2 separate regions of the Homo sapiens genome follow, and region 2 is linked to region 1. A link is a loop called in an ENCODE intact Hi-C map of the cell type or tissue named here. Cell type or tissue: CD14-positive monocyte. All regions are shown on one strand. Each heading gives the region's core, and the rest is flanking DNA. Links, peaks and the distances in the headings are about the cores only.

Region 1 (8,000 bases), core at 1-8,000:
ATATTTATGACTCTGAGAATCTTGTTCTTCCTTAAAGAAAAAAAAAGAATAAACAGACAAAACTTAAAAGAACATTTATAAAGCAATTTACTTAAATTATAACAGACTAAAAGCCAGGCTTTGAGGATAATTGAAGAATTGCATTAAAGAGGAATCAATATCTTTCTGGAATCTGTTCTGTCCTTATGAGTTGTTTTGCAAAGGGGTGGACAGCCTATCTGTCACTTTGTTGCAAATTTCTTGTAGCATTATTCCCAAGGTCAGGATTTTATCCCTCTCTTTGAAGGTTTATGTTTTTTTCTTTTCACACAGCCTTAACTCACCCAAACATTTAGAAGCAATGACAGTGGAGAGCAGGGACTTTAAAATGTCAGGTCTTTCTTCCAGCCTCTGAGATCCCGGCATTCGCAGCATGGAAGCAAAGGTTTCCTTCTGCATCCTTACATTGAACCCTCAGAGAAGGTCAAACTCTTAAAAGAGGGTGGAAGGAATGAACAGTTGGTTTTTATATCTTTTTTAAAAAAAACTTTTTCTTTAAATGTTCTTCTTTCCTTAAATACTCTCCTATCCAGCCGTTGGTTTTTAAAAACCTACTTCGTGAGGCCCAAATTAAAGGCATATCTAAATAGCACTAAAGAAAACCAGAAAAGGGGAGAAGACACCCACGTTCCCATCCTTCTAACTGGACATCATACATTTCTCTGCCATCTCCCCTGGCCTTTATCCTTGTGTATTCACATTTCCTCAATTGTCGAATCACCTGCTTCCTTGCATTTCTTTTTGACGTATGTTGTCATTGCGTTTAATGATCCTTATGTTGGGCTGCATTTCAGGGATGGGGTCTTGGATGAGTTCACACCAATGCTCTGTGGTCCACTCGATTTACCCTGGGATGCAGCAGCGCAAGGAAGCGAGGTGGCCGCACAGAGCCGGAGCAGATGGACCGTGTCGTGGCATGGCTGTGTCGCGGGTCCTGGCTCCCTGATGAGCACACAGATGTTGAGGATGCTACTGTGAAGCCACAGTTCTTTGAGAAACAGAATTCTTACCACACCATTGCCCAGTTATGTCATCATTCCAAAATAATATAAGAATAACAATTTTTGGACTTTTGTTTAAGAGAATGTTTACAAATGACATGTGTTCTTAGACCAAACTCAGTAGCTGCAGAGCCTTTCTATAGAGTGGAGGGAGAGAGGTAGGAGGAGAAAGCAGAATGATTGCCCAAGCATCTGTAAAAAGGATCTCCATCTCCAGCTGCATAGAAAAGGTATCTAATTCTAGAAATGTGCTTAGATTTTAGTGTTTATTCACTCAGCAGTGGTTTTATTGAGCATCTACCATGTGAATGGTGTAGTTTAACCCCCGCTTTAAACTTTACATATCTCATTTGCTTATTTACTAATACATTTATAATTAAGATTCTTACTTAAGTCAAAAGTAATGGAGTGAGTTAACCTGAAAAGCACTTCATTAAAAAGGTAGAGGAATCAGAAGTGATCTTGGAAAGTGTGTGTGTGTGTGTGTGTGCACGCGTGTGTGCGTGTGTGTGTGTACGTGTGTGTGCGTGTGTGTGTGTGTGTATGTGTGTGTGGTGCCTTTGATAGGAACAGTATTTATATTGAAATTGAATTCTGAGCCCCCTAGCAACCAAGGCAAAAGGAGAAATTAATGGATTATTTCCATTCTACTAGAGAAATCATTGGTAACTTCAGGAGAGGTAAATTTCCTTATTGGTGTTCAATTCCAAGAAGAAAGCATCCTTTCATTTCTTCACTGTCTCTTTATGTGGAATCTCTTACCATCTCCTATGTTTTCTATTTATTGATACATCTCTGATCAAGCCACAACAATTTCTTGCCTTCCTGGTCAACTGAGAAGAGTGTAGATAATAAAATAATCATTTGCATAAGTAAGTATGTTGAGATATGTACTTTCAGGGACAGAGCATCACGTGCAAAGGCCTGAAGTGGAGAAGAGCTTGGAGTACTTGATCCTATAAGACAGCTCAGGTGGCAGGGCAGGAGATGAGGCTGGCCAGGCATCAGGACCAGGCGCACAGGCCCAAGATGCACTGTGGGGAGTTTTATAGCAGAAGCAATGGGGAGAGTTTGGGGCAGGGAAGGGTCAGAGTCCACGTATGTTTTATAAGGATTCTCTGGTTGCTCTGCAGTGACTGGGCTGAGAGAGGAGGCTGGGAAGCTGTTGCAGTTAGTGGTCCCTGTAAGAGGTAATTAACACAGATGAAAATGGTACAGATGGAAGGAGCTTGGAAGACAGAGTGCTAATTAGGGTTTTACTTTCTCATGACATTAAAATAAGCTACTGGGGCAGAGTCCGCATCACCAATTTCTGTCCTCCCTCAAAGCAGGGCTAAATGGGAAGGGACTTTCCAGTCCATGTGGCTGGACACAGCACCTGCTCGGGGTTCAAGACCCTAAGGGACTTTCTTTTGTTTACATCCTGTGAGGCCCATGTCCTTTTTAAAAACCCTCCCCTGTCTGTCTTGGGCCAAGGTGTAGGATTGGCCTGGTGTTTAAGGGGGTGTGAATCCCCTTAAACTGCTGGTGAGAGGGCAATGGAGAGAAGCGAGGAGAGAGGTATAAAAGCCCTGCCTTTTATCTTCTGTGACCGTGCATAGACACTTCACCACCTAGAATCGCTTTCCTCATCTGTGCAGTGGGAAGAATAAAATGTGGCATCATCGCTGTAATTTTGCTGTTACTAATGCTACCCACTATTTGCCAAGCACCTCCTGTGCGCCCTGCCCAGTGCAAGATGCTTTATGCACATTTTCTCATTGGCCCTCATTCAGTTTACATGACAGCTCCATGAGCATAGGCGTTATGGCCCCTTTTAATAGGTGGGAACACTGAGGCCAGAGAAGTTAAGTAACTTGTCTGAAGTCTCATAGCTAGGAAGGGGTTGAACACTGTTTGAGAATGGCTTTCTAGCAACTGTACCTTCCACTGGAAAACACTTTTGAGGGAGTTCGCACCCTAAGACACCACCAGGTTACCGTTTTCATTTTGGTGCTTTGCAGTGCTTTAGGGCCCAAGATTTAGCCCCCAGATGATTGGAAGATAGAGCCAAGATCTGCCTAAACTGGGAGCTTTTTGGAAACTGTGGAAGAAAGCACGAAGGAGTGTGGATCTCTCCACCAGAGTGAGCACTCCCTTGGGAGAAGGACATTGCGAGGCCTCCACCCAGCCCTGTCCACATTGTCAGGGGAATTCAGGTCCTCTGTAGGCCCAGATGGCATAGTGCTTCCCCCTGCAGGTAGATACAGGAACTACAAAAGGGATAAGGCATGCCCCAGGGGACACTGGCAAGGAAATGTGATTGTCTGTGAATAAAGACTCACTGCCTATGGCTTCAGGAATTCCATTTTTCTCTAGTTTAGGGAATTAGATGCATGAATGCCCCAAGATGGCACATACAAGGATGTTCATCGCAGGTGATGGTGCTAGCAAAAAATGAGAAACACCCTAAATGTCCATTGATAGGAGAATGAGAATTCGGTAGTGGTGAGTCCCTTCCAGGGAATGGGATGGAGTATTGGAAGAGATGAGCTTTATGTCATTGAACTGGTAAGAAAAGATCTTCAAAATACATTTTTAGTGGAAAAAAAGATGGAGCAGAAAATGTTCAGTTGTGAGTTGATTTATGTAATCAGATGATAAGCTTGTATATGTATATATACGTGTTTATAAAGTACAAGAGCAAGTCAGGAAGGGCAGACATCAACACATATCAGTCGTTACCATGGGTGGTGGGTTGAGACTTCCACTCTGGGTTCTGGGTACTGAGTTCTCTACAGTACCCAGAATTTCTTGTTAGACAAAAAAAAAAAAAAAATTTTTTTTTGGTATCTCTTACCTAGGTTCCAGGTGCTAAACCTTTTATATATATATTGACTAATTTAATAATCAGAACTACCCTGTGAGATAATACCTCTGTTATCTCTTTCACTCTCGCTCTCTTTTTTTTTTTTGGTATCTCTTACCTAGGTTCCAGGTGCTAAACACTATATATATTATATATATATATATATATATATATATATATATATATATATATATATATACACACACACACACACACAACACACACACACACTCTACACACACACACACACTCTACACACACACACACACACACTAATTTAATCATCAGAACTACCCTGTGAGATAATACCTATGTTATTTCTCTCTTTTTTTTTTTTTTTTTTTGCCTGGGAAGCTGGGGCACAGATTGGGTAAGTAACTTGCCCAAGGTTACTGTTGGCAGGTGGCAGAGCTAGGATGGAATTCCCACAGCCTACCTCCAGGGCTGTGGCTCTTAACCACACTTTCTTCACTTGTCTCTCCAAATTCCATGTGTATCTAATGTGTCTATGCTCACATTAAAGTGGAGAAGTGTGGACTGCCTGACTACTGATCTGAAAGAGCACTGCTCTGTGTCCTAATTTGAACAGATTCCTGAGGCTGTCTGGCATATAGAAAACTCATTGAATATCTTGTTCAACGATGAATGAATGGATGGTTGGCTAAACGAGTGAAAAGGAGCAGGGAGAGGTTCTAAAGGAAACAGAACATGTAATGTGCCTCAAGGAACTTGTCTTGTAGTCTTAAAGACAAGATCACGAATGTGACTCAGAGCCTGTGGTATAGACGGCAGCACAATCACAGAAGTGTGCTGGATGCTCTTGGAGGACAGAGTCAGCCACAATCTGGGAAGCTTTTCTGGAGGTCGTGGGAAAGGAGCTGAGTGTTGAAGGCAGCGCAGATACGAGGAAATGTGGATTAAAGAAGGATGTTTCTTAAAAAGAAGAAAGTTGGGGGACACGTGTTTGTGTCCATATAGATTCGAGGTTTAGAGAATTTCTGGGACCTCTGTTTGGGAGAAGGAACTGGCAGCCTCAGGAAGGGAATTAGCATGCATTTAGTACCTACCATGTGCTAGGTACTGTATACGCAGTTTACAGTTTCTTAAATCTTTTCAACAGTTGCTTTTAATTTTATTATTATTTTGAGACAGAATCTTGCGATGTTGCCCCAGCTGGAGTGCAGTGGCTCGATCATAGCTCACCGTAGTCTCGATCTTTTGGGCTCAAGCAAACCTCCCAACTCAGCCTCCTGAGTAGCTAGGACTGCAGGTGCACACCATTATGCCTGGATAATTTTAAATTTTAAAAAAAAAATTTTTTTTGTGGCGTCTCACCATGTTGTCCAGGCTACTCTTGAACTCCTGGCCTCAAGTAATCCTCCTGCCTCTGTCCCCCAAAGTGCTGGGGTTGCAGGCCTGAGCTGCTGTGCCCAGGCAACAATTGATATTTATATACTTATTTATTTAGAGACGGAGTCTCGCTCTGTAGCTCAGGCTGTAGTGCAGTGGTGCAATCTTGGCTCATGGTAACCTCCGCCTCCTGGGGTCAAGCAATTCTTCTGCCTCAGCCTCCTGAGTAGCTGGGATTACAGCCACCCGCCACCATGCCTGGCTAATTTTTTGTATTTTTAGTAGAGACGTGGTTTCACCATGTTGGCCAGGCTGGCCTTGAACTCCTGACTTCAGGTGATCCACCCGCCTCGGCCTCCCAAAGTGCTGGGATTGCAGGCCTGAGCCACTGCGCCTGACCAGCAATTGCTTTTTAAATATAGAAACAGGCACAGAGAGTTTAGGCAATTGGCTCAGTGTCACACAGCAAGTCATCTACAGAGCCAACACCATTGTCCGGTGTGTCTGAACACACAAAGCCCCAGCTAGGCAAGGTGCGGCTGCGAAGAGCAGGCATGCATAATTTTTTCCTCCCTTCTGGGTCACTAAGATGGGTCTTAGACCAGTTCTCCTTCCTGTTGTTGAGTCTCTGTTTCCGAAAAGAGAAAACCTTGCCCTTTGAGGTCTGCACCCTGAAATAAGCTGGGTGACTCATCATTACGTGTCCTTGCTTGAGACTTTTTTGGAATACCTCTGTTGCACGTGCTCCTCAGCACAGTGATCTGATAGTCTTGTGACCTTGAGGTCCACCCCATGCTTGCCTTTGGTGTATGGTTTTGAACACAGAAGCATGTGTGCGTCTGCCATGTTAACACATCCCATTAGCCCCCTACACTGTGACCCTCTCCAGTCTATTTCTCACTCCTCTGCTAAGCAGAGAATCATGTCAGCCTGGTCTATGATTTTGGGGTTTCAGAGTTGGCTCCAAAGAGCTGAGTGAGGCAAATTTGCCTCCTGAGAGCATTAATCCAAGTAGCAAGTTATTAAGTTTGAAGACATACACATATAATTTACATTTCCATAATCATAACGTGCTGCCAGAATAGTCATCTGGTGATGGATAGTATCTTAGTCGTGCCATCTGCTGGGTCAGATCGAGATTTCTCTATGATTTGAGTTGGTGGAATGCCCCAGGGTCAAGTTTCACCAGTAAACACGTGATAACAGGTATGGGAACACAGCACTCTAATGACCATCCCTGCATGCGGTGGGCTCTCCCCAGATCTTGCAATTTTCCTTTTCAGCCGTAGCTCATTGAATTCCTCAGTGATAGGCATTGTGCTAATAGGGCTCCTCTAAGTAAAGAGAAAGGAGAATGGTGATCTTCATTTTGCAGGAGAGAAAACAGAAGAACAGAGAGGTTTGGTAACTTGTGTGAGGTGGCACAGCTAATATGCCATTGATTCAGGAAGACTGGTGGATCCTGTGGAGCTGTCATGGCTAGAGAGGGGTGTGGTTGATGGAGAGTCACTAGCGTGCAGATGGATGTGTTGGATGTGACTTACCACCTGCAGGCAGCTTCCTACAAAGAGCAAGGACACAGCCGTGGCCTCGGAGGGGCAGCCCTCTGGCCTTCAAGTCCTGTCAAAATCTCCTGCTGCTGCTGATAGTGCCGAGTTGGGGTGCGTATCCTGCCATAACTGAGATGCTCCAATTGTCCTTCTGGTGTTTTCTTAAACCCTGTGGAACCTCAGAGCCCCCAGGCTCTGGATCTGGTTCAGTGACCTGGTAGCAACACCAGCCAGCATAGCTCAAGTGCTCACTGCTGGGATGGGAGAAACTGAGGACAGTTTTCCAGGCCCAGAAGTCAGGTGCCCATAGGTGCAACCCTCAGCCTGCCTGGAGTTATCCCTGGGTGTCCCAGAGCCCCTGATCTCTCTGCTTTAATGACCTGTGACCACCATGAGAGCAAATACAGTCTTTCCTTCTAAATACAGCCCTGAATCAGAAAGACATAGAAGTTTAACTTGGGACAGGATCTTAGCAAACAGGTCCAACCTGCTCATTGCCAGAGGGCAAAACCAAGACCTAGCAAGGGGAGAAGTAACCCTAGGACACCCACCAAGCTAATGGCACAACAGGGACCTGCTGGGTCTCTGTCTCACAGGCTCAAGCTCTGCTGCCTGAGGCTACTCACTCTGTAGGCTGCTCTGGTGAGAGAAGTAAAATGAGTGGTCTGGTGCACGTAACCATGGGTGAGGATCTCGCGATCCCCCAGGTGGCCTGAGCCTCAGGGATCAAGGTAGCAATGGTGGGTGAGTTTGAAAGGCTGGCAGGGTGGCTACAGGGGAAAAAACATGACCAGCTTTGTTTAGGAAATAACTCTCCTGTTGAATGATGCCCGTTAAAATAAGCAAGCAATGGTTTGTAGAAATGGAGACAAGAAGGCAGTAGGAGCAGAGACCGTCCTCTTCCCCTTCCCTGCATGACCCACACACATTTTAGTGGCATTAAACAGCAATGGATGGAGCTGTTCCTGCAGGATTCTGATGGCCACTGCACCAAGACCATATCCCAAGAGCCTGCGTAGATATTGAAAGTCTGTCTCAGGAATCTTGTTTATCATCAGTTTCGCCAGAAATATAAAAAAGCAGTAGAGGATGATGATTTTCTTGCTCTCCAACACCCAGAAAAAGCCCATATTTATCCCTAAAGAATAGTCATTATCAGAGGTAGATGAATGGTCTACGCTTGAGTGGCTGTCTGAGTTTCTAATCTCAGAG
Region 2 (16,001 bases), core at 3,902-11,901, 88 kb before region 1:
TGAAAAATCAGAGTATAGGCCAAGCTGGCTAAGTTCGACTGGACCCAATCTGGGGCTGAATTTGACCTAGGTTTCTCCTAGGACCTCATTATACGCTCATTAACATACCAAATCATACACCCACCAGCACCTGGACAGTCCCAGGAACACCCATATTTGGTGTAAAAATGGGCGGCAACAAGGCTGGGCGCGGTGGCTCATGCCTGTAATCCCAGCACTTTGGGAGGCCGAGGTGGGGGGATCACAAGGTCAGGAGATCGAGACCATCCTGTGAATGGTGAAACCCCGTCTCTACTAAAAATACAAAACATTAGCCGGGCGTGGTGGCAGGCGCCTGTAGTCCCAGCTACTCGGGAGGCTGAGGCAGGAGAATGGCGTGAACCCGGGAGGCGGAGCTTGCAGTGAGACGAGATCGCGCCACTACACTCCAGCCTGGGTGACAGAGCGAGACTCCGTCTCAAAAAAAAAAAAAAAAAAAATGGGCAGCAACAGTTCTGAGAAATCTTCACCTTTTTCCAGGAACCTTCATGAATATTCTGCCCCTTGGCTAAGGAAACCCATAAAGATAGAAACCCCAAACCCGATGGCATAGCTCTCTGTCTTGAGAACACCTGCACCTCCCTTTCTTGAGTGTGTACTCTGCACTTTGCAATAAATCTCAGTACTTTCACTATTTTTCTGCTAGTCCTTGAATTCCTTCTCATGACAGTGACAAAACCTGGACACCAGCAGGGGTCGAGTTCCCACTGGCTTTTGGGGACTTCACCACAGAAGATAAGAAATGACCTAGTGTATCTGGTCAATGAAAGGTCACCTTAGACAAGGGGACTCCTTCCAGAGACTCTGCAGTGCCACTGCAAATGGTGGGATAGGCTGTTTACTGCATAAGGAGGCAAGACTGGGCTAAATTCCAGCCCATACCCGGACCATTTGACCCAGAAGGAGCATCTTTTTAATTTTATTTTTTAAATTAATTTATTTATTTTTTAATTTTTAAGACAGAGTCTTGCTCTGTCACCCAGGCTGGAGTGCTGTGGCGTGATCTCTGCTCACTGCAACCTCCACCTCACAGATTCAAGCAATTCTCATGCCTTAGCCTCCCAAGTAGCTGGGATTACAAGTGTAAACCATCACATCTGGCTAATTTTTGTATTTTTAGTAGAGACGGGTTTTGCCATGTTGGCCAGGCTGGTCTTGAACTCCTGGGCTCAAGCGATCCTCTCGCCTCGGCCTCCCAAAGAGCTGGGATTGCAGTGGTGAGCCACCATGACTGGCTCGTCTATAATTTTTACTTAACAGTAATTATCTTCCATATAAATCAAGGGAGAGGAAGGGTTAGCTATGCATTAATTCTCAACATCCATTAATTCTCAACATCCTGTCCACCTAAAGAAAGAAACTAAGGCAAAATTAATACAGAGAATTTATTTGGGCAGAGTTTGAGGACTCCAGCCCAGGACACACTTCCAAGTTGACTGGGAGAGTGCTTTGTTTGGCCTTTGTTATTAAACAGGGTTTTAAAAGCAAGAAGTGGGCTGATGCAAAGTTGTTTGACAGGAATTCTCACTGGTTTACAGAGATGACATTGGTTAGCAACTGGCTATGTTAGTAGCGGTGAATCAGTGAATCTGTAGGGTTCTGCAGCAACCTCAATTCTTGCCTCATCAGAAGAAAGAATTTGACCCAGGGGCATAAGGCAAAGTGAGAGACTGAGGCAAGTTTTAGAGCAGGAGTGAAAGTTTATTAAAAAGCTTTAGAGTGGGAATGAAAGGAAGGAAAGTCCACTTGGAAGAGGGCCAAGTGGGTGACTTGAGAGATCAAATGTGTAGTTTGACCTTTGACTTGAGGTTTTATATGTTGGCATTTTTCTGGGGTCTTGCATTACTTCTCTCCTGATTCTTCTTCCCTTGGAGTGGGCTGTCCGCATGTACAGTGGCCTGCCAGCATTTCAGAGGGGCTGCGTGCGCAGCGTGTTTACGGGAGTTATATGCATGCTCACTTGAGGCATTCTTCCCTTAGTCAAATACTCTTAGAAGGTCATATACCAGTTAAACTCTGCCATTTTGCCTCTTAGTGTGAATGTCTGAGCCCACTCACCCAACTTGGAAGGCTGTTCATCACTAGTATCTGGTTTTTCTAACTACTGGGAGACTGCCTTTCCCTGGCACTAGGTGTGACAAGTGGCGTGATCTTGGCTCACTGCAGCTTTGACCACCTGGGCTTAAGCCATCTTCCCACCTTAACTTCCTGATTAGCTGGAACTACAGGTGTGCACCACCACACCCAGCTAATTTTTGTATTTTTTGTAGAGACGTACTTTTGTCATATTGCCCAGGCTGGTCTCAAACTCCTGGACACAAGGGATCTACCTGCCTTGGCCTCCCAAAGTGCTGGGATACAGGCATGAGCCACCATGCCCAACCAAGTGATTGGTTAACATCAGTTTACCTCAGTTTACTTTTTTGTTAAGGATTAAAGCAGAGAGAACTTCATTATCATGCCAATTGAAACTGGCCTGTTCAGGAAGTTAGGCTGTTATCTCTCTCTTGATTTATGGGAAGGTCAGATAACAAATTAGTTTTGGTTTGGTGGCATGGAAACCTCAGCCTGAGTGATTCCATTTTGATTTTTAGTCTGGTCTGCTGGGGCCTAGTACAGAAGCTTAGACCAAAAGAATGGCTATGTATATATATAGTTTACCATATGATCGAGCCACTGCAGTCTAGTCTTCTCATGTGTGCCTGACTAGCTACTATAACAGCTAGACATCGTTGAGCTATAGGGTATGGGATATGGCATCCAGCATATGGCATTTGGTGACTACTTGGCATCAGTTGATCTAGAGACTATGTAGCAAGTGGCTTCAAGAGGTAATTGTGGCTGGGTGTGGTGGCTCACACTTGCAATCCCAGCACTTTGGGAGGACGAGGCAAGAGGATCGCTTGAGCTCAGGAATTTGAGACCAGCCTGGCCAACATGGCAAAACACATCTCTACTAAAAATACAAAAATTAGCCAGGTGTGGTGGTGCACACCTGCAATCCCAGCTACTTGGGAGGCTGAGGCACGAGAATCACTTCAATCTGGGAGGCGGAGGTTGCGGTGAGCGGAAATAATGCCACTGTGCCCCAGCCTGGGTGACAGAGCAAGATTCTGTCTCAAAAATTTTTTAAAATTAAAAAATTAAAATGGATCACGAGGTCAGGAGATCGAGACCATCCTAGCTAACACAGTGAAATCCCATCTCTACTAAAAATAGAAAAAATTAGCCAGACGTGGTGGCGGGCACCTGTAGTCCCAGCTACTCGGGAGGCTGAGGCAGGAGAATGGCGTGAACCTGGTAGGCGGAGCTTGCAGTGAGCCGAGATCGCGCCACTGGCCTCCAGCCTGGGCGACAGAGCAAGACTCCGTCTCAAAAAAAAAAAAATTTAAAAAGATGCACCTTCTGGGCCAAATGGTCACAGTATGGGCTGGATTTTAGCCCAGTCTTGCCTCCAGTCTTGCACTCTAGCCTGAGCAACAGAGCAAAACTCTGTCTCTCTAAAAAAATAAAATAAAAAGTAGAAGTCTAAAAATTGTTTTTAAATTAAAAAAAAAACAGGAAAAGGAAATTTAAAAAACAATCACTTATTTCTCTATAGTTCTGTTTCCTTGTGCCTGCCTTGCAGAGGAGAACTTTGAAATGACCAATCCGCCAGGCGCGGTGGCTCACACCTGTAATCCCAGCACTTTGGAAGTCCGAGGTGGGTGGATCACGAGGTCAGGAGACTCTGCTCGGCTCATTGGAACACTTATTCTATTTTATGGAATGAAGTGTTTAATTTATTTAGGATATTTAAAGATATTTAAATTTAAGATATTTAAACTCTTAGGTTGGGTGCAGTGACTCATGCCTGTAAACCCAGCACTTTGGGAGGCCAAAGCAGGCGGATCACCTGAGGTCAGGCATTTGAGACCAGCCTGGCCAACATGGCAAAACCCCATCTCTACTGAAAATATAAAAAAATTAGCCGGGCATGGTGGTGTGCGCCTGTAATCCTAGCTACTCAGGAGGCTGAGGCAAGAGAATCACTTGAACCCGGGAGGCGGAGGTTACAGTGAGCTGAGATGGTGCCACTGCACTCCAGCCTGGGTGACAGAGCAGGACTCTGTCTCAAAAAAAAAAAAATTATTACAGATATTGTTTAATATTATATTTATATTATGTAAATAATATATTTAACATTTAAACACAATATATGTATATAATAATATTTATTATATTTCAAGCGCTCGATAGCTACATATATATACATATATGCATACAATAGAACATTCTGCTAAGTGAAATGAGCCAGTCACAAAAGGACAAATACTGTATTAATCCATTTATAAGAGGTTCCTAGCATTGTCAAACTTATAGAGACAGAAAGTAGAATGGTGGTTGCCAGGAGCAAGGCGGGTGATGGGGGAGTAGGGAAGAAAGGAATCAGGGGTTGTTTAATATGTAGACAGTTTCTGTTCTGTAAGATGAAAATGTTCTGGAGTTTAATCCCACAACTATATGAATGCAGTTAATGTTACTGAACTGTACACTTAAAAATGGTCAGGATGATAACTTTTATATTATATTTTACTACAATTAAAAATAAAACATTGTTAAAACAAAAAAAATCTATTTTACTTTTTCTCTTTACTTTTAAAAATGTGCCCAACAGGAAAATTTATTACTACTCATGTGGTATGCATTATATTTCTGTTGATGCTACTCTAGAAAACAGAATTTTGATATCCAAGGGTTTTTTAACAAAGTAACTTGATCATGAGAAATAAAAATAAAATCCTAAACCTCCCAGCCAACTGAATGGGCCCCCTCTTGGCCAACCGGATCCCAGAAAATCTTTAAATGCTGAGCTCCCAGTCATGTTGGGACAGGAGGTCAGACACACCTCAGGAGGCCCCTTCCTTACTAACCTCAGCCAGAATTCTTTCCTAAGGAATAAGCAGAGAGCAGCTCTAGAAAACAAGAAACAGATGAGGCGTGGTGGCTCACACCTGTAATCTCAGCACTTTGGGAGGCTTAGCTGGGAGGATTGCTTGAGCTCAGGAGTTCATGACCAGCCTGGGCAACATAGTGAGATCCTGTCTCTACAGAAAAATTTTAAAAATAACATTAATACAGAAAAAAAGGAAACAAGAAACAAAGAATTCATTCCTTTATCACCTCTAGTCAATCACCTGAGGCCGTGACCAGACTCCCCGTCTCTTTTGCAGTTTCCACACAGCAACTGACCAGCACTCCTTCCTGTTAAGAGGTCACCAACCATAGAGCAGTTCTGGGCAGGGTATAGAGGCTGCAGTGAGGGACAGTGAGCTCTGTGTCCTCTGCTTCACCTTTTGACATCAGAGGGCTGAAAACACCTCCCTCAGATCATGCTAATGTCGCAGTTTTTGGAACATGCAACCCATGAAGAGGCATGAAGTTCAATTGTACATGTGCATGTTTCTTGTTTCATAAATATTCATGAGTCCTTCTATAGCTTACTGCGTATGTATACTCAGCCAACCAGCTCAGCATAAATTTCTGTTTTACACTTCCCATTCTTTTTTTTTTTGAAGACAGAGTCACGGTCTGTCACCAGGCTGGCATGCAATGGTATGATCTCAGCTCACTGCAACCTCTGCCTCCTGGATTCAAGCGATTCTCCTGCCTCAGCCTCTTGAGTAGCTGGGACTACAGGCATGCACCACTATGCCCAGCTAATTTTTGTATTTTTTAATAGAGACAGCGTTTCACCATGTTGGCCAGGAGGGTCTCGATCTCTTGACCCCGTGATCCACCCGCCTCAGCCTCCCAAAGTGCTGGGATTACAGGCGTGAGCCACTGCACCGGCCTCTACACTTCCCATTCTTGAAGCTCCTGTTCCCCATCTTCTGTCACAGGCTATGCTTCCCAACCTGTCAGAATGGCCACCTTGTGGATCACCTGAGGTTAGGAGTTCGAGACCAGCCTGGCCAACATGGTGAAACTTCGTCTCTACTAAAAATACAAAAATTAGCCAGGCGTGGTGGCGGGTGCCTGTAATCCCAGCTACTGGGGAGGCTGAGGCAGGAGAATCGCTTGAACCTGGGAGGCACAGGTTGCAGTGAGCTGAGATCGCCCCATTGCCCCACTGCACTCCAGCCTGGGCAACAAGCACGAAACTCCGTCACAAAAAGAAAAAAAAAGAATGGCCCAACTTGCAGGCTGCAACCCTTTATGAGAAATAGAACCCTGCCTTCGAAATTTGTGACCCTCATCACTCTTCAGGTGACAATATAGACTGAAGAATGAGGAAGAGGTAACTAACCAAGCTTGAGGTGTCCACATTGGGGTAGGGTTTGAGGTTAGGAGGGTTGGAGAGCTTTTGAGGCAGAAAGAACAACTTGAGTAAAAGCCCTGAGGCAAAAGAGAGAATGGAGTGTTCCAGAAAGAGCAGTGAAGCTGGAGTGCACAGACAGAGGGGAAGAAGGCCCTGAGGTGAGGCCGGAGAAGTAGGCAGGGGCCAGCTCAGTGGGGCCTGGAGGCCTTGCTAAGGACTTTGGCCTTTATCTCAAAGCAATGGGGGCCAGGTGCAGTGGCTCACACTGCTAATCACAACACTTTGGGAGGCTGAGGTGGGCAGATACCTGAAGTCAGGAGGTGAGACCAGCCTGGCCAATATGATGAAATATGTCTCTACTAAAAATACAAAAATTAGCTGGGTATGGTGGCAGGCGCCTGTAATCCCAGCTGCTTAGGAAGCCAAGGCAGGAGAATTGCTTGAACCCGAGAGGTGGAGGTTGCAGTGAGCCAAGATAGTGCCACGCACTCCAGACTGGGCAACAGAGTGAGGCTCCATCATAAACAAATAAATAAATAAAGTAAATAAATCAAGCAAGCAAGCAAGCAATGGGAGGGCAGCAGGAGAATGGCAGGAATGCCTTTTAAGAGATTGCTCTTTCTGGCATCTCCGATGCAGGGAGCCAGAGCCTATGTGTGTGTGCCCCTTTTTGTTTAATTTTCACACTTTTTTCATGAGATTAACAACGTTGAACTTTACCTAAGCCCTATGCTCCTGGAAAACGGCAAGAGTTAAGACATCTCCCAACCTTTTGTTTTTCACACTCCCCTCATCCTTTTGTGTTCCTGGAAATTGCTTACCTGTAAGAACCACTGGCTCCTCCCATTAATTAATTAATTAATTATTTCTTTTTCTTCTATGTTTGTTTTTTGTTTTTGTTTTTGTTTTGAGACAGGGTCTCACTTTGTTGCCCAGGCTGGAGTGCAGTGGTGCATTCATAGCTCACTGTAGGCTCTACCTCCCAGGATCAAGTAATCCTCCCACCTCTGCCCCCAAGTAGCTGGGACACCTGGCTAACTTTTTAATTTTTTGTAGAGATGGAGGTCTCTCTTTTTTTTTTTTTTTTTTTTTGAGATGGAGTTTCACTCTTGTCACCCAGCCTGGAGTGCAGTGGAGCGATCTCGGCTGGCTGCAACCTGCAACCTCTGCTTCCTGGGTTGAAGCGATTCTCCTGCCTCAGCCTTCTGAATAGCTGGGATTACAGGTGTGTGCCACCATGCCCAGCTAATTTTTGTATTTTTAGTAGAGATGTGGTTTCACCATGCTGGCCAAGCTGGTCTCAAACTCCTGACCTCAGGTGATTTGCCCACCTTGGAACTACCAAAGTGCTGGGATTACAGGTGTGAGCCACTGCTCCAGGCTCCACTAATTTAGATAAGACTCCCTTCTATAGGATTCACAGATGACTTCCAGGTATTTGTGACAAGGTCAAATGCAGACCCTTCAACTTCGAGTTCCTTTTTTCATGAGCAATTAAGATTAGAATTGCCTGTCCCCCTGAAACTAGAGACAAAAGTAAACATTTTCTGTTCAGCTGGTAGAGACTTCCCCTGATTGCAAAACCATTCTAACTGTTCCTTATGCAACTGTGACTTGCCCATTCCTAACTATAAAGGTCTAAGGCAAAGCTACTTTGCCAGAATACTTTGATCTTCACATCTAGATGGCTCTCCCTATTGCAATAGCCTTAATAAAATCTTATCCTTAATTTTCCTATGCATTTTGTCTCTTTTTTTTTTTTTTGAGGCAGTCTCTCTCTGTCACCCAGGCTGGAGTGCAGTGGAGCAATCTTGGCTCGCTGCAACCTCTGCTTCCCAGGTTCAAACAATTCTCCTGCCTCAGCCTCCCGAGTAGCTGGGATTGCAAGTGCCCGCCACCATGCCCACCTAATTTTTATATTTTTAGTAGAGACGGGGTTTCACCATGTTGATCAGGCTGGTCTCGATCTCTTGACTTCGTGATTTGCCCACCTCGGCCTCCCAAAGTGCTGGGGTTACAGGCATGAGCCACCGCATCTGGCCCTCATAAGTCTATTTTTAAAAATTTATCCTTTACTTGGTCACTTCCCCCCTTCAAATATCACAGGTTTTCTTTTAATTTTTTTCTCAAAGTATAAACAGTATGAAATATAAACAAGCTTTTGCATTGCACATGTAGAGGTGTGTGCAATTCAAGCATCATGGAACTATCTACACACCAAAAAAAAAAAAAACCCATCAAATCTTAAACAATTCCTTAAAAATATCAAGGCTCAGAAAGAACTAAAACCCACTTTTTTTTTGTTACACATAAAATTCAAATATTCTGTCTGAAGAAATACACTTAATCATTTTCGCTGTCTTCTACATCTGCATGGTGGTATACTTACAAAAATACGCCTGTATGATCATGTTTAATCTTACTGTTTCCAGCCAGTTTTTTTTGTTTGTTTTTTTTCTTGAGACGGAGTCTCACTCATTGCCCAGGCTGGAGTGCAGTGGCATGATCTCGGCTCACCGCAACCTCTGTCTCCCAGGTTCAAGCAATTCTCCTGCCTCAGCCTCCAGAGTAGCTGGGATTACAGGTGTGCGCCATCACGCCTGGCTAATTTTTGTATTTTTAGTAGAGATGAGGTTTCGCCATGTTGGCCAGGTCTCGAACTCCTGACCTCAGGTGATACACCTGCCTCAGCCTCCCAAAGTGCTGGGATTACAGGCCTGAGCCACTGCACCCAGCCTCCAGCCAGGTATAAAACCTCAAAACCAGCCATCCAGAAAAAACAGGTAATCAGAAAGCTGATCTCTTCCCCACCTCTCTAACCCCAATAACTATGAGGTCAGTTTTATGACAGGACTCCAAACACTGGATTGTGATGAGAAATGCTAGGTCCAGTTTCTTCATAATCCTTTTTGGCATGGCGTACTCATAGACGCCAGCATGTATCCTCCAAATCAGACTGTATTGCTACATGTGTTGTGTAGTGATTTGTGTATCAATAGGTTTTGGCCTCAATCTACTGCTACTCAATTCCTCACTTAATTCCTGGCATCTTAGAGTTCAAATCTCTCATAAGCAATATTCAAAGTACCTGAACATAGTTGAACCACCAGAGAGGACAATATTCTTGCAGGGAAGATGTCTGACATTCACAGGACAATCCTGAATTACTTCATCTACAACTTCCGGGGTAGGTTGTGTGAAGTCTGGATTAGCAAACTCTGGATTTAAAAAAAAAAAAAAAGATCTCAGGTCCCAAGAATCTCTCATACTAAACATCAATGAAAAGGTCCTTGTTTGAAATGGCATCAGGCCGGGCACGGAGGCTCACTCCTGTAATCCCAGCACTTTGGGAGGCCGAGGCAGATCACGAGGTCAGGAGTTCAAGACCAGCCTGGCCAATATGGTGAAACCCCATCTCTACTAAAAATATAAAAATTAGCCAGGCATGGTGGTGCACACCTGTAGTCCCAGCTACTCGGGAGGCTGAGGCTAAAGAATCAATCGCTTGAACCCAGGAGGCAGAGGTTGCAGTGAGCCGAGATCACGCCACTGCACTCCAGCCTGGGTGACAGAGCAAGACTCCATCTCAAAAAAAAAATAATAATAATAAATAATAAATAAAAAACAAAAGGTTCAGAGAGCTTCCAAGTTGGTGAAGTTGGTGAAACGTTGTAGCCACGTTGGACAGAGGAGTGAGTAACTTGGGAACTCACTACTTTCAACTGATATCTGAAGTAGGGGACAGTCTGCTGGGACTGAGACCTTAACCTGTGGTTAAGGTCTGACTCTAGGTGGATAGCGTCATAACTGTATTGTAAGACACCCAGATGGTGGCCAGAGAGCTGTTAAATTGTTTAAAGTGAAGGAAAACCCCACACACATTTGGTGTCAGAAGTAAAAAATGATGTGAGCAGAGTTTTTTTTCTTCTTTTACTATAAGAAGTGTGAAAGTTAGGTCGGGCACGGTGGCTCACACCTCTAATCCCAGCACTTTTGGAGGCTGAGGCGGGCAGATCGCCTGAGATCGGGAGTTTGACCAGCCTGGCCAGCATAGCGAAACCTCGATTCTACTAAAAATACAAAATTTAGCCGGGTGTGGTGGCAGGCGCTTGTAATCCCAGCTACTTGGGAAGCTGAGGCAGGAGAATCGCTTGAACCTGGGGGGCAGAGGTTGCAGTGAGCCAAGATCGTGCTATTGCACTCCAGCCTGGGCAACGGAGCGAGACTCCATCTCAAAACAAAAAGAAGTGTGAAAGTTTTCAGAATCCAAATGGAGTTACTTGTGTCAAACCCAAACATATGGCTGGGGAAGGCCATGAAGGGAGAGTTCTCATCACGCATGTATGCAGCTTTGAATGTGGCCCAACACAAATTCGTGAACTTTCTTAAAACATTGCAAGATTTTTTTGCAATTTTTTTTTTACCTTATCAGCTATTGTTAGTGTTAGTGTATTTCATGTGTGGCCCAAGACAATTCTTCTTCTTCCGATGTGGCCCAGGGAAGAGAAAAAGATTGGACACCCCTGACTTAGAGTTAGAAGTGAGACCTACGTCAAGATCACCTTGAGTAATGTAATCTTGGCTCACTGCAACTGCTGCCTCTTGGGCTCAAGCCATCCTCCCTATTCAGTCTGCCAAGTAGCTAGGACTACAGGTGTATACCGCCACAACTGGCTAATTTTTGTATTTTTTTGTAGAGACAGGGTTTCTCTATGTTTCCACAGGGCTCAAGTGATCCACCCACCTCAACCTCCCAAAGTGCTGGGATTACAAGCATGAGCCACCATGCCCAGCCTCTGGTGAGTCTTCTCTCAGGCTGAACCTCCCTCTTTTTTTGTAGAAGCTCTTTGACTTTATTTGGGGTCTGGTCTGGTAATAAGGCCTTTTTTTTTTTTTTTTTTGAGATGGACTTTCATTCTTGTTCCCCAGGCTGAAGTGCAATGGCACGATCTCAGCTTACTGCAACCTGTACCTCCCAGGCTCAAGCGATTTTCCTGCCTCAGCCAACCAAGTAGCTGGCATTACAGGCATGCGCCACCATTCCTGGTTAATTTTGTATTTTTAGTAGAGATGGGGTTTCACCATGTTTGTCAGACTGGTCTCGAACTCCTGACCTCAAGGGATCCACCCGCCTCAGCCTCCCAAAGTACTGGGATTATAGGCATGAGCCACTGCGCCCGGCCAAGACCTCCTTAATAAATGACCTTGCATCCTTCTTGGGACTATAAAAGGCTTTTGTCTTTTCTGGCAAGCACGTCCTATGAGGATAGCATCATCACAGAGCAAAGTCTGGTTTGTACAGAATTTATGTTCTCTCTGTGAGGCACCCCTTTTCCGGTGAATTCTCTTTTGTTTTTTTCTGCATGCCTGATATAATATTTCCTGTGGTCCACACACCTGGCTTAAAATTTTTGAGGCTGTCTTACTTTGATATCATTTTGGATTGGTTACGTGTATCTGCAAATGATTTGGGGGTTCTTTTATTTTTCCCTGCTTGTTTCTGAACATTTTCTGAGGGCAAAAAATAAACATTCTAAGTGGTGGGCACAGGTGGGCCAATGAAAAGCCACTAGGGGCTGGGCGTGGTGACTCAGGCCTGTAATCCCAGCGCTTTGCGAGGCCGAGGCGGGCAGATCACCTGATCAGGAGTTCAAGACCAGCCTGGCCAACATGGCAAAACCCCATCTCTACTAAAAATACGATATTAGCCAGGTGTGGTGGTGCATGCCTGTAATCCCAGCTACTCGGGAGGCTGAGACAGGAGAATCGTTTGAACCCAGGAAATGAAGGTTGCAGTGAGCCGAGATCGTGCCGTTGCACTTCAGCCTGGGCAACATGAGCGAAACTCCGTCTCAAAATAATAAAAAATAAAAGCCACTAGGGTAGTTGCCACCATCTATGAGGGACTCTTGTCCCTGAAGAAAAAGTCTCCCATGTTAAGATAAACAGGTATGATTATTACTGGGGTGCCTGCCAGTCTCAAGAAAATTGCCATGTGACTAGGAAAAACTTGGTCACAGGTTGGACAACTTCGGATAAAGGCCATCTGCCAGGTATAAAAAAAGTATTCTGTGCCAGGTACACTGTAAAAAAAAAAAAACACGGGTCCAAGCCCCTGACATTCCCAGCAGGGCTTATAGGGGTTTCTTCTGCTCTCAAAAGATTAATAAAAAATTGGACAGGATTCTCAAAATTCTAGGCATGCCAGACTTTCTGGGATGGCATTCCAGCTGGAAAGATATTCAAAATTGATGGCCTAATCTCATGCACATTTTTAAACTGATGGGCAATCTATACCAAGGATAATTTATGGCCATTATGGGAATTATTTGAATTTTCTAAACTTGTTTTTCTCAGAAAACCTCAACTACAGAGTTAAGCAGTCTAAACGTTGGATGCATGAAGAGGCTTCTGATCGCTCTATGTACTTTTGTTGTTGTTGTTTATTCTGAATCTGCTAATTTTTTCACTTGTATTAAGATAAATCTTTTTTTTTTTTTTTTTTTGAGACGGAGTCTCGCTCTGTCGCCCAGGCTGGAGCGCAGTGGCGCAATCTCGGCTCACTGCAAGCTCCGCCTCCCGGGTCCACGCCATTCTCCCGCCTCAGCCTCCCGAGTAGCTGGGACTACAGGCGCCCGCCACCACGCCCGGCTAATTTTTTGTATTTTTAGTAGAGACGGGGTTTCACCATTCACAGGATGGTCTTGATCTCCTGACCTTGTGATCCGTCTGCCTCTGCCTCCCAAAGTGCTGGGATTACAGGCGTGAGCCACCGCGCCCAGCCAAGATAAATCTTTCACTAAAGGCTGCTTGGAGCTTTTCATTTTTCCTCCAACCCCTAAATGAAATATAAACATCCAAGAGTTCACTAGAACAACTCATTTGAAACTGAAAAAAGGGGGGGAGAAGGTTAAAAAAAAAAAGCCTTTTTAAAACCAAAGTGCTATGGAAACTGCCCAAAATTTGGTTCACAGCCTTCATAATATTACATCTCAGGACAAATAAAAATTTTCAAGTTTAGCCATATGAACATGACCCTAACTTGTCCCATTTTGTTAGGGATATAATTTGGATCCAACTGTATTTTTATAAGCTGACAAGTTTATTACTGTTTTACTGTGTGATGATTAGAATTTTAAAGTAAAAACTATAATTTTTTTGTTTTTCTTCATCTATATGTTTTTACGTTTTTGTGTCTACATATTTTATGTATATTATTTTAAATTTACAGAGATCTCTAATTGGCTTGAAGGAAAATAATTAAGTGCTTAAAAAGTAATTTATTAGAAATATAGTAATTAACACAAATGCTTTTAAGTTCACATGAACATAAATCTATACTTTTTTTTTTTTTCTGATATGGAGTCTTGCTCTGTCACCCAGGCTGGAGTGCAGTGGCACAATCTTTGCTCACCACAACCTCCGTCTCCTGGGTTCAAGTGATTCTCCTGCCTCAGCCTCCCGAGTAGCTGGGATTACAGGCATGCGCCACCACTCCTGGCTTATTTTTTGTATTTTTAGTAGAGACAGGGTTTCACCATGTTGGCCAAGCTGGTCTCGAACTCCTGATCTCGTGATCCGCCTGCTTCAGCCTCCCAAAGTGCTGAGATTACAGGCGTGAGCCACCACGCCTGGTGGGTAAATCTTTTGTAAGTAAACTAATCTTAAAATTGTTGGTAAAATAGGCTGGACATGGTGGCTCACACCTGTAATCCCAGCACTATGGGAGGCCGAGGTGGGCAGATCACTTGAGGTCAGGAGTTTGAGACCAGCCTGGTCAACATAGTGAAACCCCAACTCTACTAAAAATACAAAAATTAGCTGGGCATGGTGGCACACACCTGTGATCCCAGCTACTCAGGTGGCTGAGGCAGGAGAATCACTTGAACCTGGGAGGTGAAGGTTGCGGTGAGCTGAGATCGTGCTATTGCACTCAAGCCTTGGTGACAGAGTGAAACTCCACCTCAAAAAAGAAAAGAAAAAAAAAATTGTTGGTAAAATAAAAATAAAAATGTCTTCAGAATTCTTAGCATAAATTTTTGCCTGAGTTTACTGGTCAGAAAGTTCTATATTTGTCTCCGCTAGATGTTCTAAGGTCATAGACCCACAAATCCAGCCTTAAAAGCAAAATTATCTTTGTGTAATTCTTTGATGAATAAGGCTACTTTAATATTGTTTAAATTTTTTTTTTGTAGTGATGGAGTCTTGCTATGTTACTCAGGCTAGTCTCAAACTCCTGAGCTCAAGCAGTTCTCCTGCCTCAGCCTCCCAAAGTGTTGGGATTATAGATGTGAGCCACTGCACCTAGCCAGTAAAAAATTGTTTTAAAAAAGAACATGAATATATGTTTTTAATTTAAAAATAATAATTATATCTAATTCAGACATTATTTAAAGGTGGTTTCAAAATATAGATTTAAGAAGAAAATAAAAACAAGGCAAAGAAATCAATAAGTAGGAAGAGACATGCAAAGAAAATTATAAATATGAGAAGGTATCTTTGGTAAGAAAGATGAAAAAGATACATAACTTTGTATGAGAAAGAATCTTGTGTGGTAAAAATGATAAAGAAAAAGAAAAGCAAATTTTTGTCCTAAGGTAGAATAATTATTTGTTCCAATATTAAAAAAGAAAGTCTAAAACAAAATTAGGCCTAAGCAAGCCATAAGAGGTTTGAGCAACTTGCAAAAGGTTTGTGAAACATGAATCTTATGAAATAAATTTTGTATGTAATCAAGTTGGCTAAATTTAGAAGGAAATTGTTTATAAATTTTTCTGAAAATTGAATATACTGATACAAAACCCAAAACTAGTTCTCTATGTTTAAAGCAGCAAGGGTTTCCTGGAGTATCATTGCTCTTAGTTAAAAAAAAAATTACCACAGGTTTTGGTTTTTAATTCTGAAATCTGGCTGGATGTGGTGACTCACACCTGTAATCCTGGTGCTTTGGGAGGCCGAGGCAGGAGGATTGCTTGAGGCCATGAGTTTGAGACCAGCTTAGACAATATCATGAGACCCCAATCTCTACCAAAAAAAATTAAAAATTAGCCAGGTATGATGGTGCACACTTTTAGTTCCTCCCCCACCCCCCAACCTTCTCAGGAGGCTGAGGTGGGAGGATCAGTTGAGCTCAGGAGTTTGAGTCTGCAGTGAGCTATGATGGTACCACTGTACTCCAGCCTGGGCAACATAATAAGACCCTATCTCTAAAAAAACAAACAAACAAAAACCCTGAAATCTGATTCTTTAAATTTTTTACCATCTTCTGAACTATAACCTCTTCCTGTTTTATGGTTTCTGTTTAATTTCCCTAATTCTAGGTTTAGAATGCTATCTTTTAAATTAGTAAGTTACTTTCTCAAAATAGAGTCTTTCTCTTGAAGATTTTCAGATTTATGTCTCAGAAGCTCAACTTCTGCTGCACCTCATTGCACATGATTTGCAGGTCATACACCATTGCCTTCTGCTCTTCCTCCTTCTCCCCTTAAGAAGGCACACTTTTTTTTTTTTTTTTTGAGACGGATTCTCACTCCGTCACCCAGGCTGAAGTGTAATGGCATGGTCTTGGCTCACTGCAACCTCCGCCTCCTGGGTTCAAGCGATTCTCCTGCCTCAGCCTCCCGAGTAGCTGGGACTACAGGTGCATGACACCACACCCGGC

What was found. A loop is a pair of places that touch in the nucleus more often than their neighbours do. Peaks named below come from ENCODE experiments on the same cell type or tissue, not always from the same donor. Only the 100,000 strongest peaks of a DNase experiment are listed, where the experiment ranks them.
Region 2: it touches region 1 in a loop (2.0-fold over the local background); 12 of 110 quality-filtered maps call a loop at or near these places.

What each region holds. Positions count from the first base shown.
Region 1 is chr9:114,483,047-114,491,046 of GRCh38, reverse strand. All of the region lies in intron 1 of WHRN (whirlin), which reads left to right. LOC124902254 (a long non-coding RNA gene) reads left to right here. Exons shown (of 2, transcript XR_007061743.1): 2 at 1-72. Among named protein-coding and RNA genes, the nearest start is that of WHRN, 18 kb to the left of the region's middle. RefSeq lists an enhancer at 2,295-2,354. In CD14-positive monocyte, for the core only: CTCF peaks have their summits at 3,086 and 3,286 (motif pointing left); DNase peaks (open chromatin) are centred at 3,256 and 5,936; H3K27ac peaks cover 679 bases.
Region 2 is chr9:114,566,553-114,582,553 of GRCh38, reverse strand. No RefSeq gene overlaps it. Among named protein-coding and RNA genes, the nearest start is that of ATP6V1G1, 13 kb to the left of the region's middle. In CD14-positive monocyte, for the core only: no CTCF peak of the experiment used is centred there; a DNase peak (open chromatin) is centred at 7,923; H3K27ac peaks cover 304 bases.